Regions from separate parts of the Homo sapiens genome. Here all the other regions are linked to region 4. A link is a loop called in an ENCODE intact Hi-C map of the cell type or tissue named here. Cell type or tissue: mammary epithelial cell. All regions are shown on one strand. Each heading gives the region's core, and the rest is flanking DNA. Links, peaks and the distances in the headings are about the cores only. Region 1 overlaps BTBD7 (BTB domain containing 7). Region 2 has its middle 27 kb from the start of UBR7. Region 3 overlaps UNC79 (unc-79 subunit of NALCN channel complex). Region 4 holds the start of BTBD7 (BTB domain containing 7).

Region 1 (2,500 bases), core at 1-2,500, 74 kb before region 4:
TTTGGTTTTAAGATTTTTATGAAAATCTCCCAAATTTCCATAATATGGGAACATTACTGCATAAAAGTAGACCCTTTGATCTTTGACATGTAATATATGTCCATCATCCAAGGCAGAGAATGATTTCTTCATTGGGCATTAGTGAACAACAATCTGAAATACATGTATGCTTATGCTATTGAGGTGGGAAGAAAAATTATGTAATTTGGAAATCTTTAATCATGGCTTTAATCTAGGGGTCTGTAATTTTTTTCTTAAAAAAATTAACACAGAATAAGATCTTATTATTCATGAAATGCTGGATTTTTTTCAAATATTCTACAGGAAAACTGGTATCTTCCTTAAATCGTGTGTGTGTGTGTGTGTGTATGAGAGAGAGAGAGAGAGAATTGATTGTTTTTGAGAAGCTAAGTTTTTTTCTGGATTCATTCAGAATAAAATTGTTAACTGTGTAGAAAAGAGTCATTTTTTTCCCCCTTGCCTAGCTATGATTTAGCTTCATACTTATTTAAGGCATTCTGCTTTTCAAAATATTTTTTTTTCTTAAAGTAGTGACATCCTGTTTTCATATAAAATCTTACATGAAACCCCCAAATATGTGACAGGTAAGTGCAGAATCCTCCTGTATAAAACTGACTGAAACAAAGCTATGGCCTGGTTCACTTAGCTTCCTTCTTATCCTTGCAGAAGAACCTTCCACTAACCCAGTGTGGAAACTACCTTTTATTTATTTTTTTATTATTATTTTTTAAGATGGAGTCTTGCTGTGTTGCCCAGGCTAGAGTGCAGTGGCATGATCTTGGCTCACTGCAACCTCCACCTCCTGGGTTCAAGCGATTCTCCTGCCTCAGCCTCCCAAGTAGCTGGGATTATAGGCACCCGCCACCACACGCAGCTAATTTTTCTATTTTTAGTAGAGATGGGGTTTCACCATGTTGGCCAGGCTGGTCTCAAACTCCTGACCTCAGGTGATCCACTCACCTTGGCCTTCCAAAGTGCTGGGATTACAGGCGTGAGCCACCGTGCCTGGCCTAGCAACTATTTTTCTAAGGAAAATTTTAACCCTTAACAGGCAGATGCCTGTTATCTGCCCCAAATAAATGACATTTCATCATTACCAACTTTACATCACTGAACAAGCTTATGGTCTATAACATTTACACAGAGTTATATACAATCGGTTCTTATTATCTGAAGTAGTTATAAAGTCAACACAAACAATGAATCAGCATATACTGAACTGTTGCTCATAGGGAAAACACAGGGTTAGGTTCCTGTGAACCTCTGGGTACAACATTTTTGTCCAATGATTAAGACAGAACCTTGTTTTATGTGTTTCTGTTTAAAGACACTTTATTTAATATATGTGGCTGATTTATTAACACTAACCTCACAACCAACAGCACTGTAACTCACGCCTGAATGAAGCTTACCTAACTCATGTATTATCTCTGTATGGCACACCACAGCCTTCCTGTTCTCAGGAACACTAGACAGCACTTCAGTACTACACCTGGGGGCCATCTTGAACAGTGAGATCACGAAAACATAAAAATGTAAAAAATGTGGCACTTGGTAAGGAGATCTGAAACAAGAAGGCAGAGTGCCTCTGTCTTGTTAGAACTCAGCTGGGAATGTGCTTGTTGGGAGACCAAGCTTTTTGCTACTCCGTGAATGACCATGAAAGTATCACCAGTATTGATTTTGGGGTTACAAATAAATTTCAGTGACTAGGTAAGTTGACAAATATAAAAGCTACGAATGAGAACTAATTGTATGCTGGCATTTAAAAAACTTTCTAAATCAACTGTAATGGTTTTCATATTTTAAAAAATTCATAACTTGCTGGGCATGGTGGATCATCTGAGGTCAGGAGTTCGAGAACAGCCTGGCTAACATGGCGAAACCCTGTGTCTACTAAAAATACAAAAATTAGCCACGCGTGGTGGCACGTGCCTGTAATCCCAGCTACTCGGGAAGCTGAGGCAGGAGAATAGCTTGAACCCGGGAGGCAGAGGTTGCAGCGAGCTGAGATCGCGCCACTGTACTCCAGCCTGGGAAACACAGCAAGACTCCATCTCAAATAAAAAAATAAATCAAAAACAAAAATCATAACTTTGTTGCTCTCTGAAATAAAATTTTAAAAATAAAAATAAACACATTCAAATCTGAGAATTGCTAAAGGTTTTTGCCAGCCACAGAAAAAAAATTGGAGAAATAAAATAGAAGGACTGCTTTTGTTCCCTAGAGCTTGGATAGTAGCATATTAAAGAAACACTATAAAAAGGCTTAAAGGCAGGTTTAGCACAACATTTTTTATATTTAAAAATGTGACAAAACAACTCTATAAAGGTACTAAAATCCACTGACTTGAACACTTCAAACCGGTGAACTTTAAGATACATAAATTATATCTAAATAAAACTATCGAAAGGTGACAGAAAAAGGAAATTGGTATTTAATTTTTCAATTAAAAATTTTAAATTTAGATTCAGTACAT
Region 2 (2,500 bases), core at 1-2,500, 99 kb before region 4:
TGCTTTTGTACTTTTAGGTGGGGGATGGTAGATTCTGGAAACTATGGACTGGTGACCTGACAGGTGTCCCCTAGAGGCTTCTAAAACAAACTAGCAGCTACTGTGGAATGATTTCTGAACCCCAGGAGAGAGGAGCTGAAAATAGGAAGTGAGGAGTCCTTAAGAACAAATGGTGCGACCCAAATGCCCATCAACAGTAGACTGGATAGAGAAAATGTGGCACATGTACACCATGGAATACTATGCAGCCATAAAAAGGATGAGTTCATGTTCGTTGCAGGGACATGGATGAAGCTGGAAACCATCATTCTCAGCAAACTTACACAGGAACAGAAAACCAAACACCGCATGTTCTCACTTATAAGTGGGAGGTGAACAATGAGAACACATGGACACAGGAAGGGGAACATCACACACCGGGGCCTGTCAGAGGGTCGGGGGTTAGGGGAAGGACAGCATTAGGAGAAATACCTAATGTAGGTGACGGGTTGATGGGTGCAGCAAACCACCATGGCACGTGTATACCTATGTAACAAACCTATACGTTCTGCACATGTAACCCAGAACTTAAAGTATAAAAAAAAAAAAAAAGAACAAATGATGCAGAGCCGACTTCCTTCTCCTGTTGATAAGTCAACCAGCTTCCCAGGGGACGAGGGAAGCCTATGTATGTGACAAGGTCTCTCATGACTGGCCCACAAGATGACAGTAATGATGACCCCATCCAGCTTCCAGGGACAGCTCGGTCGGGTCTCCTCACTCCTCAAACGCCTTCAGTTTCCCTCCTCTCCACCACTAAGCTACTCAAAAAGGCTGTCTACACAGATCATCTCCACCTTCTCACCTCCCACTCAGACTCGCATCTGCCCCACCTGGCTTCTCTCTCCAGCTGCCGCCAAACTGCTCTTCCAAACACCTTCACCTTGAGGCTGACCCAACCCGCCTTAGGGGCCTGATCTTCCAAAACCTCGGAACAGCAGCCACAGGGTTAACTTTTGGATAGCAGTGAAATTGAGCCTTAATCTCTTACCTTTAATTAACTTGAAAAAGTAATACCTGCATATCATTTAAACACTCAACCAGAACAAAAAGGATGCCATTAATTGGCAGTTGCATGTATTGTCAATGACCCTCTCCAGAGGGAGTCCTGTGCACATTCTTGCAGATTTTTTTTTTTTTTTTTTTTTTTGAGACTGAGTCTGTCTCTATTACCCAGGCTGGAGTGCAGTGGTGCAATCTTGGCTCGGTGCAATCTCGGCTCACTGCAATCTCTGCCTCCTGGGTTCATGCGATTCTCGTGCCTCAGCCTCCAGAGTAGCTGGGATCACAGGCCCCTGCCACCACACCAGGCTAATTTTTGTATTTTTAGTAGAGATGGGTTTTCACCATGTTGGCCAGGCTGGTCTCGAACTCCTGACCTCAAATGATCCACCTGCCTTGGCCTCCCAAAGTGCAGGGATTACAGGCGTGAGCCACCGCGCCTGGCTGCAGAAATGTTTATGTATGTATTTGCATTCATTCCTTTTTTTTTTTTGTCTTCTCTCCAAGTGGGAGCATATGGATGCATTATTTTGTATACTGCTTCTTTCACTTCATTTATTCTAAAGATCACATTCCCTCTTTTCTCAAGTTGTCCCAGCCTGGTCTTCTGTGCAGCACACTGCTGGTTTTCTTTCTGTCTGCTAGGCTGCCCTTGGCCAGCAACTCCCTCCAGCTGGCTTGGAAAGGTTGGAGTCCCCCAAGTTCATCATCCAGGCCCTCTTTCATCTTCCTTTAAACCTTTCCCCTAATCACACCATCTACTCCTAAGGCTGTAAGTGCCACCCATATATGTGGACAACCCCCACACAGCCTCCAGCTAGAATCCTTTCCTCTGACTCCCAGCTGACACCTAGTTGCCACCTAGTAGTTGGCTGCCTGGCAATCATTCCCGCGTCAACATGACCAACACTAACGCCATCTTCCCCCCAGAGCTGGCTCCCCCTCCTTTCCCACACTGAGCAAGCACCTAGTCACGCAGACACGGCACCGTCAGCAGATTCCGAATCTGTTCTCTTTGTTGGCTGCTTGCAGCTCTCCCCTGGACGGCTACGGCAGCCTCCCGTCTGGACCTCTCAATCTACTCCTGCTTCTTTTCAACCACTTCCCATGCAATAGCCAGAGTGATTTGGAACATGCAAATCTGGTGAACCACCCCAGCCCTAGTAGCTTTTGAGTTGCCATTATAGCCAACTTCAGAAGCCTCACCCTGCCCTAGGAGGGTCCCACACCCCCTCTCACTCCCCTGAGCTCTGTCCAGGCTTGGTCTCTCCATGGAGCCCTCCCTCCCCACTCCTCACCCTGTTGCTCGTCTCTTCCTTCACCTGCACCTTCAAGGTCACTCCCACACAAAGCCTTCCCACCCCTGGGACCAGTTAGACATCGAGCCTTACCTGTGTAGTTCTTCAATGTCTTTTCTTCTTGGAAACTCAAACAGTTTTTGAGTGGGACTGTGACTGTT
Region 3 (4,829 bases), core at 1,402-3,901, 200 kb after region 4:
CTTTAGAGGAATATTGGCAATAACTTTTCATTACTTATACAGACATGTGACACTAACCTCAGATGATTTAAGATAAACTCTAGGATATCAAACTGTCAAGTAACCATTAATTATACAAAACCAGTTTTTAAACATGAGTTGTAAATTTTGTTGCTTTTTCATCCACTAGTTTAAGATTACCAGACAGGGTTTGGGAGACATTTACCTTTGATCTTTTAAATAAATTGTAACATAGACTATAAATAAGGTGTTAGTTCATTTTTTGAGTACATACTATTTCAGAGTACATATTAGCCAATTCTTGGAAAATTTATTTTCAAATGCTCTCCAGCATCAGTTTTCATGGAAATAATTGATGTGCCCACTGAAAAGAATTCTTATGCATTCATTATGTAGACAGTAATTTGACAGTCTTGCTCCAACTGGTCTACCCGTGGGTTTGAAAATTGCTTTCTCTTAAATAACCCTACAGCTGGTTTTACACACACACGTTAAGAGTGATATAAATTGATAATTTAAATCTAGGTAGTCCAAGTTAGTAATTTTGTCTACAGTTTTGATATTGCAAATAATCCGATGGTGATGCTGTAAATATATCACATTAACCCAGTGTCATAGTATAATGGGAAGAACAGTAAATGGGGAATTTGGAGACTTGAACTCAAGGTCTGCCCCTACCATTGATAGCTTGTGTGACCTTGAAGAATTTACCTAACCACAGTGGTTCTCAGTTTTGTCCTCTGTAAAATGGGGAAATAAGATTAAATTTGTTTGGCTTTAACAAGATTTGATTTCTAAGTCATGTCTGAAAAGATTAAATTATTTGTAAAAGTAGCAGTGTGCAGGTGTTTTTAACCTCACTAAACATACACTACTAGATGAAAAGAGATCTATTTCATGATTTCTGAGGAAACTAGAAGCCAATAAAAGTAGACGATAATTTATGAGCCAAGTGAAAATCTGTTTGGGCCAAGTCCAGAGGTCATATTACTAAGATTTAAAAGATTCCCCCTTCATGGCTGCCCTTATTTTAAATGGGCTCTAGACCTGGCATGGTGGCTTACACCTGTAATCCTAGCCTTTTGGAGGGAGGTCAAGGCAGGAGGGTTGCTTGTGGCCAGGAGTTGAAGAACAGCCTGAGAAACATAGTAAGACCCCATGTCTACAAAAAAAAAAAAAAAAAATTAGCTGGGCATGGAAGCCCACACCACTGCCTAGCTGCTTAGAAGGCGAGTCAGGAGGATCACTTGAGCCAAGGCGTTCAAGAGGCTGTGGTGGGCTATGATGGTGCCATTGCACTCCAGCCTGATTGACAGAGTGAGCCACTGTCTCAAAAAATAAATTAATTAATTAAATAAAAATTAGAGGGGCTCTCTTTCTTTGTTGATATTTTGTGTGCCTTCCCCTTACAGCTGAAATATCTGCTATATGTCAGAAAAAGGTAAGAGCAAACCATTTGTGTCGTTGGGGCATGATTTATTGTGTTTGTATGTAAATTCATTTATTGACATCTGCCTCATTTCTGCACCGTGGTTTCCAGTATATGCATGCCATTGTATTTGTGGAGGGGTAAAGGAAATAATTTAGCATGCAAGATTGCTACATCCAAATGGTCTCTATTTCCATTTCTGCTTTTGCTCACCCATCTTATGCACAATGCTTTTGTTCAGTAATTTGCAATAAAAGCCTATGTGTAATTCTGGGATAGGAGTCCAATTAGAAAAAGGTTTGAATTATACTGCAATTTATGGTACTTAACTTTAGTTAAGGATATATCTTGTATGCTAGAAATCTCAATTGTTTTGAAGTGGAGTGCAAATAGTCCAATTTGTATGTGTGAAAAACATACCCAGACTGACTGTATATGGAAAGTATTTATGTGTAAGTTGAACAATACATGTAGCTAAAGATTCTTCCTTTAATATTTCCTTTAGTTTTTTTTTAATAATAGTTTCTCTAAACCACCTCCATCTTCTCTTCTTGTTTTAATAATTGAAAAGAGTAAGAGGAGGCAGTATGATGTCATAAAAAAGAATTTTTGACTAGTTGGTTGAGATTCTTGGACTCTGGCCAGTTCTGTTCCCTCCTACCTATGTGGACCTTGCACACATCATTTAAACTTTTTGGGATGTTGATTGTGAGTAGGTATATTGGAGGGCTGTCTCAGTTATCTATGGATGCATAACAAACCATCTGAAAACATAGTGTCTCATATGGCAACCAATTATTTAATCACAATTCTGTGGATTGGCAATTTGTCCTATGCTCAGCTCAGCTAAGCAGTTCTTTTGATAAATTACTCTAGGCTCACTCATGTATTTGCAGTCAGTTGGTGGGTAAGCTGGAATTGGCTGGCCCCAGATGGTCTCACTCCCATATCTGGGGCTAAGCTGGGATGGCTGGAATGGTGAGATGGGTGGGGTGTCTGGGCCTCTCTTTCCACATGATGTCTCATCGTCCAGGGGCTAGGCTGGACTTGTTCACAGGTGGCAGTCTTCTGAGAGAGTGAGAGAGCCTCACTCACTCAAGGCCTCTCAGAAGTCACACAGCATCATTTCTGTAGCATTCAACAGGTCAAAGCAAGTTCCAAGGCCGGCCCAGATTCAAAGAGTGGAGAAATAGGATCTTTGTGGTTATTGAAGGATTGGCAAGAATTTTATGGTCACATTTAATCTACCACAATCTGTCCTTTGGACATAATTATTTACCTTCTTTCCATATGCAAAATATGCTCACCATTTTATATGACCTCCACAAGTCTTATTCATTTATGGCTTCAGGCTTAAAGTCTAGTATCTTGTGATCTGCATGTGATATGTCACTGATTAAACTTCTTGGTAACTGATTCTCTTGATTCAGAGTCCTGTGAACTAAGAAGGAAAGTTATCTTCCCTCTCTGCACCCAAGACACAATGTTGAGACAGGGACAGGATCATAGCAATAAGCTTCTGTTCAAAAAGAGGAAGGGAAAGCAGATAGCAGTCATTGGTCTATAGCAGCTCCAGCCATAAACACATCAACAGTTCCTCTGTCTCCAGGAATAGCATACATGCCTTGATTATGATCTGGTTTTGTTTCCTAGAAATAGTTCCCTAATCTGTTCTTGTCCTCCTGAGCTCTTGGCTCCACTCTCTGAGACATCTTTTCTTTTCAATAAGAAATGGTCCATGTTGCAGCTGAGTAACTTTCTCAATCTGCTTCGTGCATGTAGGAGTTAGGGTCCCATATATCTCTTTTCATTTAGAACTGCGTCTCTTTAGTTTTAGCTGGTGGTGCTTTTGCTAGTATGACTTTCTTAAAAACTTTGTGGATTTTTAGTGAATCTCATTGGGGTCCTGAGCCCCCAAAGCCACATCTATAATGATTTTTGAGGCAGTCCTTCCTATATTTTGGGCGTTTCAGTGTGCCCTTAAAATTATTAGAAGCCCTGTTATAGCTGAGAGCCTCAATTAGACATCGCCTTATAACTTTCTGAAGCCTTAACAAAGGATCTTAGAGTCATAGACCATATTCTTCCTTTGATCTTTATCCTGAGGCCATTCTTACTTTGAGAATCGTTTCTAAGCTTGTGGGACCAGGATTTCAAACAGTTCTATTTTCTAAATCAGCATGTTTTGGCTCTGGGGACATACGTAACATATTTGACACCCAGGGTAGATCATTTTTTAACACTTCCCTCTTTATATGACAAACTTATTTTTAGTAACAAGCTTCAAATTAGCACATTTTTATTGCTTATCCTTTAATAAACATTGTGTTTTACACAGACATTAATTTGGAGAATTTCCATTAAGTTCATAACAGTTCAGAATTGTATGAGCTTGCCCTGGGTAGTTTGTATTCTACCTCTTTGTACTGCATATTCCCTGAATGGTATATTTGAAATAAGCAATGATAGCATCGTGATTGGAAAGATGAAGAGACAGACCTTGATTATTTCAATTCTGTGATTTTGTGAGACCACTTGGAGTTATTTCTATGTGTTTAAAATTCAAAGCAGTGAAGCAAAGTGGTTGGAGTGAACATTTGAAAACATGTCCAGCTGAATCTCCATCTAAGGGAAGCCTCTCTAGTTTAGTTTGGAAATGAATGAGCTGAATCCACATGGGTTGAGGCCTTTCAAATATATTATCAAAACTTAGTAGGAATCCTAGCAATTATTTAGAACTTCGATCAACTGAAGATTATTTTTGGGGAAATGTATTTTATTGCTGACATTGTTTAGAATTGATGGCATGTGGTAATAAAGCAGGTTGACTTTTAGTCGGTATTCCAGATATTATCATATGCAGTGTATCCAGATACTCCATAAGAAATTGCTCAAAATTTACATCGTAAAACAGCAACATTTAGTTATGTTCATAGACTCTGTGGATCAGAGATTCGGACAGGGCATGATGGAGATAGCTTGTCTCTGTTTGATGATGTTTGGGGCTTCATCTGGGAAGACTTGAATGCTGAGGGTTTTAATTATCTAGAGGTTTCTAGATCATACGTTTGGGCTCTGGGATGGGGTGACTTGAAGACTAGGCTAAGCCAGCGCCATTGACTCAAGACTGAAACATGGTCTCTCCCTGTGGCTTGGCTGTCTCATGGCATCCTGGCAGAGATCTGGGAGGAGTATCTAATGAGGAAGTTTCTGAAGAGAGAACATCTCAAGGCAGCAAGTGGAAGCTGCGTGTCCTTTTATAAGCATCATTTCTGTCATGCTATATTGGTTGAAGCAGTTGCAAGCCCATCCAGATTCAAGGGGAGGGAAACTATCCTTGACTTCTTGATGGGAGGAGTGTGGAGAACCCGCCTCTGGTCACAGATTATTTACATTCTTT
Region 4 (2,500 bases), core at 1-2,500:
CCTACTCCAGAGTACTTATTATCTGTGCTGGTATGTGAAGACGTGCAATTGTAGTTCACAGGAGAAACAACACTCCTCAGAGTTTCTTGAAAAACGGTGAGAAAGTTCTCACCCTCGGGGTAAAGCTAGCAAACACTGTGCAAATAAGGTACTGAAATATGCACACTTTTTGCCATTCAAGTAGTCCAACAAGCACAGCCTCCTCTTCTTTATCAAACACTCGGTATTGTCTCCCTCCCAACCTGTCAAAGCTCAATTCCAGGTTTATCCCGCAATAGTAACTTACCCGGACAATCTAACTTCCCCTGGGAGTAGCAGTCCTCAGGCCTGCTCCCTTCCCAGACCCCGCCGGCCACTCTCACGCCCACCCCTGGCGGTCGCAACCCCGCACCCGGGTAAACACGCGCCCCCGTCTCGGGAGCGGTTTCTCAGCGTCCTGGGAGCGACGGGTCCCGCCCCTCGGCGCCCGGAGCCCAAAGCCGGCCGGGCTGCCGTCGCGACTCCCTCGGGCCGCTCTCCCCGCCCCGAGCGCCACACCTCGCGCCCCTGCCCCAGGGACGGCGGCGCGCTCCAGCCCGCCCCTCGGAGCGCACAGAGACCGGCCAGTCCGGCGCCGCCGCGCCTCAGCCCCAGACGGACGACTGGCCCCTCCCCGCCCGGCGCCCCAGCGCCTCCCGCGGCGGCTTGGCCCCAGCCCCGGCGCCCCCACGCCTAAGAACAGCCCCTTCCTCTCCCGGACGCCCCGCGCCACACCGGACACAGCCTCGGCTCCACAGCCTCAGAGACACCAAGGGACACTCACCCCGGAGGCTCCTCCCGCCGCTGCTGCTGCCGCTGGGACCGCTGCCGTCGCCTCCGCCGCCGCCGCCACCAGCACCGCCGTCCGCACCGGCGCCAGCACCCCCGGCCATCCTCCTCCCACCGCCGCCGCCGCCGCCCTCTCCTCTCCTGTCAGTGGCTCAGGCTCCGGGACTGCTCCAGGTTCCCCTCGCCGCCATTTTGACTCCTAGACGGAGCAGGAGGGGCTCGGTTCGGCGTGGCCCTGGGGCGCCTGCGCGGCGCTGCGGAGCCGGCCGGAGCCCCCGCCCTCCCCTGCCGTCGTCCCGCTCAGGGTCACGTGGCCCGACGTCGCCGCGCGAGTCGGGCCGCGTGGGGGGGCGGTGCGTTCGCTGGATCCATGGGAGCGGAGTGCGCGCGCATTATTTTTGCTCGTCGGCTGGGAGCCGGGCGTCGGGTCGCTGGGAGTTTGCCTCTTGTGGCAGCATCCTGCTTAGTCCAGCGAATTGTGACACATTATTAAATGTATCAGAATATAAGAACTGTGTCACTACTACGTCACCAGATGGCCATTTCCACGAATTCATGTTTCCGTTCGGCGGCCGGCGTCCCTCGGGTGGTCGCATGCAATGAGTGCATCTTTCTCGAGAACAACTCTTCCGCGGAAAGTCATTGCTGACAGTCCTGGCATTCCGGTGGCTGCTTCTTGGCAGTGAGCACTTGTCTATCGTAAGCACTTGTCTGCATGGTACTTTTACAGGCACCACCTTGCTACTTGTGTAGTAGGTTAAAAAATAATCTTTAAGACACTGAAAAGTTTTCCTTAACAAGATACCCCTGTAAACAAAGGACAAAATTGATGAAAACACACAGTCGCCACGTGGGAGAGCCAAGTCGCTCTTCCCTAGATGCCCCTTGTTTGGGGGTTTGCAATAATTTCAGCGATGCAATAACAAAAATACTGTATTTATGGGGCACTGTCGTTTTCCAGAGAGATCCATGGTTTCATTTGAACGCCAAAGCCACCCTTTGTGGTAGTCAGGATAGGTGTTTTTATTGCTGTTTTACAACCAAGGAGACAGGCTCAGAAATACTAACAAGTAGGCAAGCCAAGATCAGAACCCAGGCATTCTGAACCCAGTGAGGAGGCACCGTTACACCTCCTTTTCCTCTGATAGACATTAGCAACTCTGGGAATTTATTTGAAAGTATTGTATTTGCATTTTCAATCTCTACCCATTGTTTAACAAGTTTTGTGTCACACAGTTTTTTGTTGTTGTTGTTCTGAAACCACCTCTAAGCTTCAAAGGATAAGAGCAATTTGGAATTTTGTGATGTGTTTTTAACCATCTCTTGACCCTCCATTATTTTATGCTTTTCATATTCAGTTGGAGACAATATCATTGTTGTTTTCCTCTGGACTTCCTTCAGATTTGTATTTTCCTCACCCTCATTCTTCATCACCTTACTTCCTTGAAAAGGATAGCTCTTTCCAATTTGTATTACTTCATTTTCTTTACCCATCTCACCCTTTTCACCCTCTTACCCAATCCTTGAAGGTTTGGAGATTGTAGCAGAGATTGTAGCAGTCCCTTGCCTGAAATTCCCCTCTAGCTGGTAAGGGTCACTTCAGTTGAACATACAGCCTCAGGGCGATAGACAAGAAATGCATGGAAAAGTGAGAAAATATAAAAGAAATAGGTCCATCTAATTGGAGCCAATG

Evidence for each region. Peaks named below come from ENCODE experiments on the same cell type or tissue, not always from the same donor. Only the 100,000 strongest peaks of a DNase experiment are listed, where the experiment ranks them.
Region 1: a loop joins it to region 4, with 5 times the contacts of the local background. A loop is called at or near these places in 10 of 110 quality-filtered maps.
Region 2: it touches region 4 in a loop (5-fold over the local background); 7 of 110 quality-filtered maps call a loop at or near these places.
Region 3: a loop joins it to region 4, with 5 times the contacts of the local background. A loop is called at or near these places in 7 of 110 quality-filtered maps.

What each region holds. Positions count from the first base shown.
Region 1 is chr14:93,257,853-93,260,352 of GRCh38, forward strand. The region is part of intron 5 of BTBD7 (BTB domain containing 7); the gene reads right to left. Among named protein-coding and RNA genes, the nearest start is that of UBR7, 52 kb to the left of the region's middle. In mammary epithelial cell, for the core only: no CTCF peak of the experiment used is centred there; a DNase peak (open chromatin) is centred at 1,339; H3K27ac peaks cover 1,683 bases.
Region 2 is chr14:93,233,021-93,235,520 of GRCh38, forward strand. No RefSeq gene overlaps it. Among named protein-coding and RNA genes, the nearest start is that of UBR7, 27 kb to the left of the region's middle. In mammary epithelial cell, for the core only: a CTCF peak has its summit at 1,109; a DNase peak (open chromatin) is centred at 1,951.
Region 3 is chr14:93,531,138-93,535,966 of GRCh38, forward strand. It overlaps UNC79 (unc-79 subunit of NALCN channel complex), which reads left to right. Exons shown (of 52, transcript NM_001395159.1): 11 at 1,413-1,441. Among named protein-coding and RNA genes, the nearest start is that of UNC79, 100 kb to the left of the region's middle. In mammary epithelial cell, for the core only: no CTCF peak of the experiment used is centred there; a DNase peak (open chromatin) is centred at 2,514; H3K27ac peaks cover 1,598 bases.
Region 4 is chr14:93,332,018-93,334,517 of GRCh38, forward strand. BTBD7 (BTB domain containing 7) reads right to left here and starts at 1,019. Exons shown (of 11, transcript NM_001002860.4): 1 at 803-1,019. It also overlaps a transcript of UNC79 not described here. In mammary epithelial cell, for the core only: CTCF peaks have their summits at 362 and 1,254; DNase peaks (open chromatin) are centred at 554 and 1,144; H3K4me3 peaks cover 1,924 bases; H3K27ac peaks cover 1,907 bases.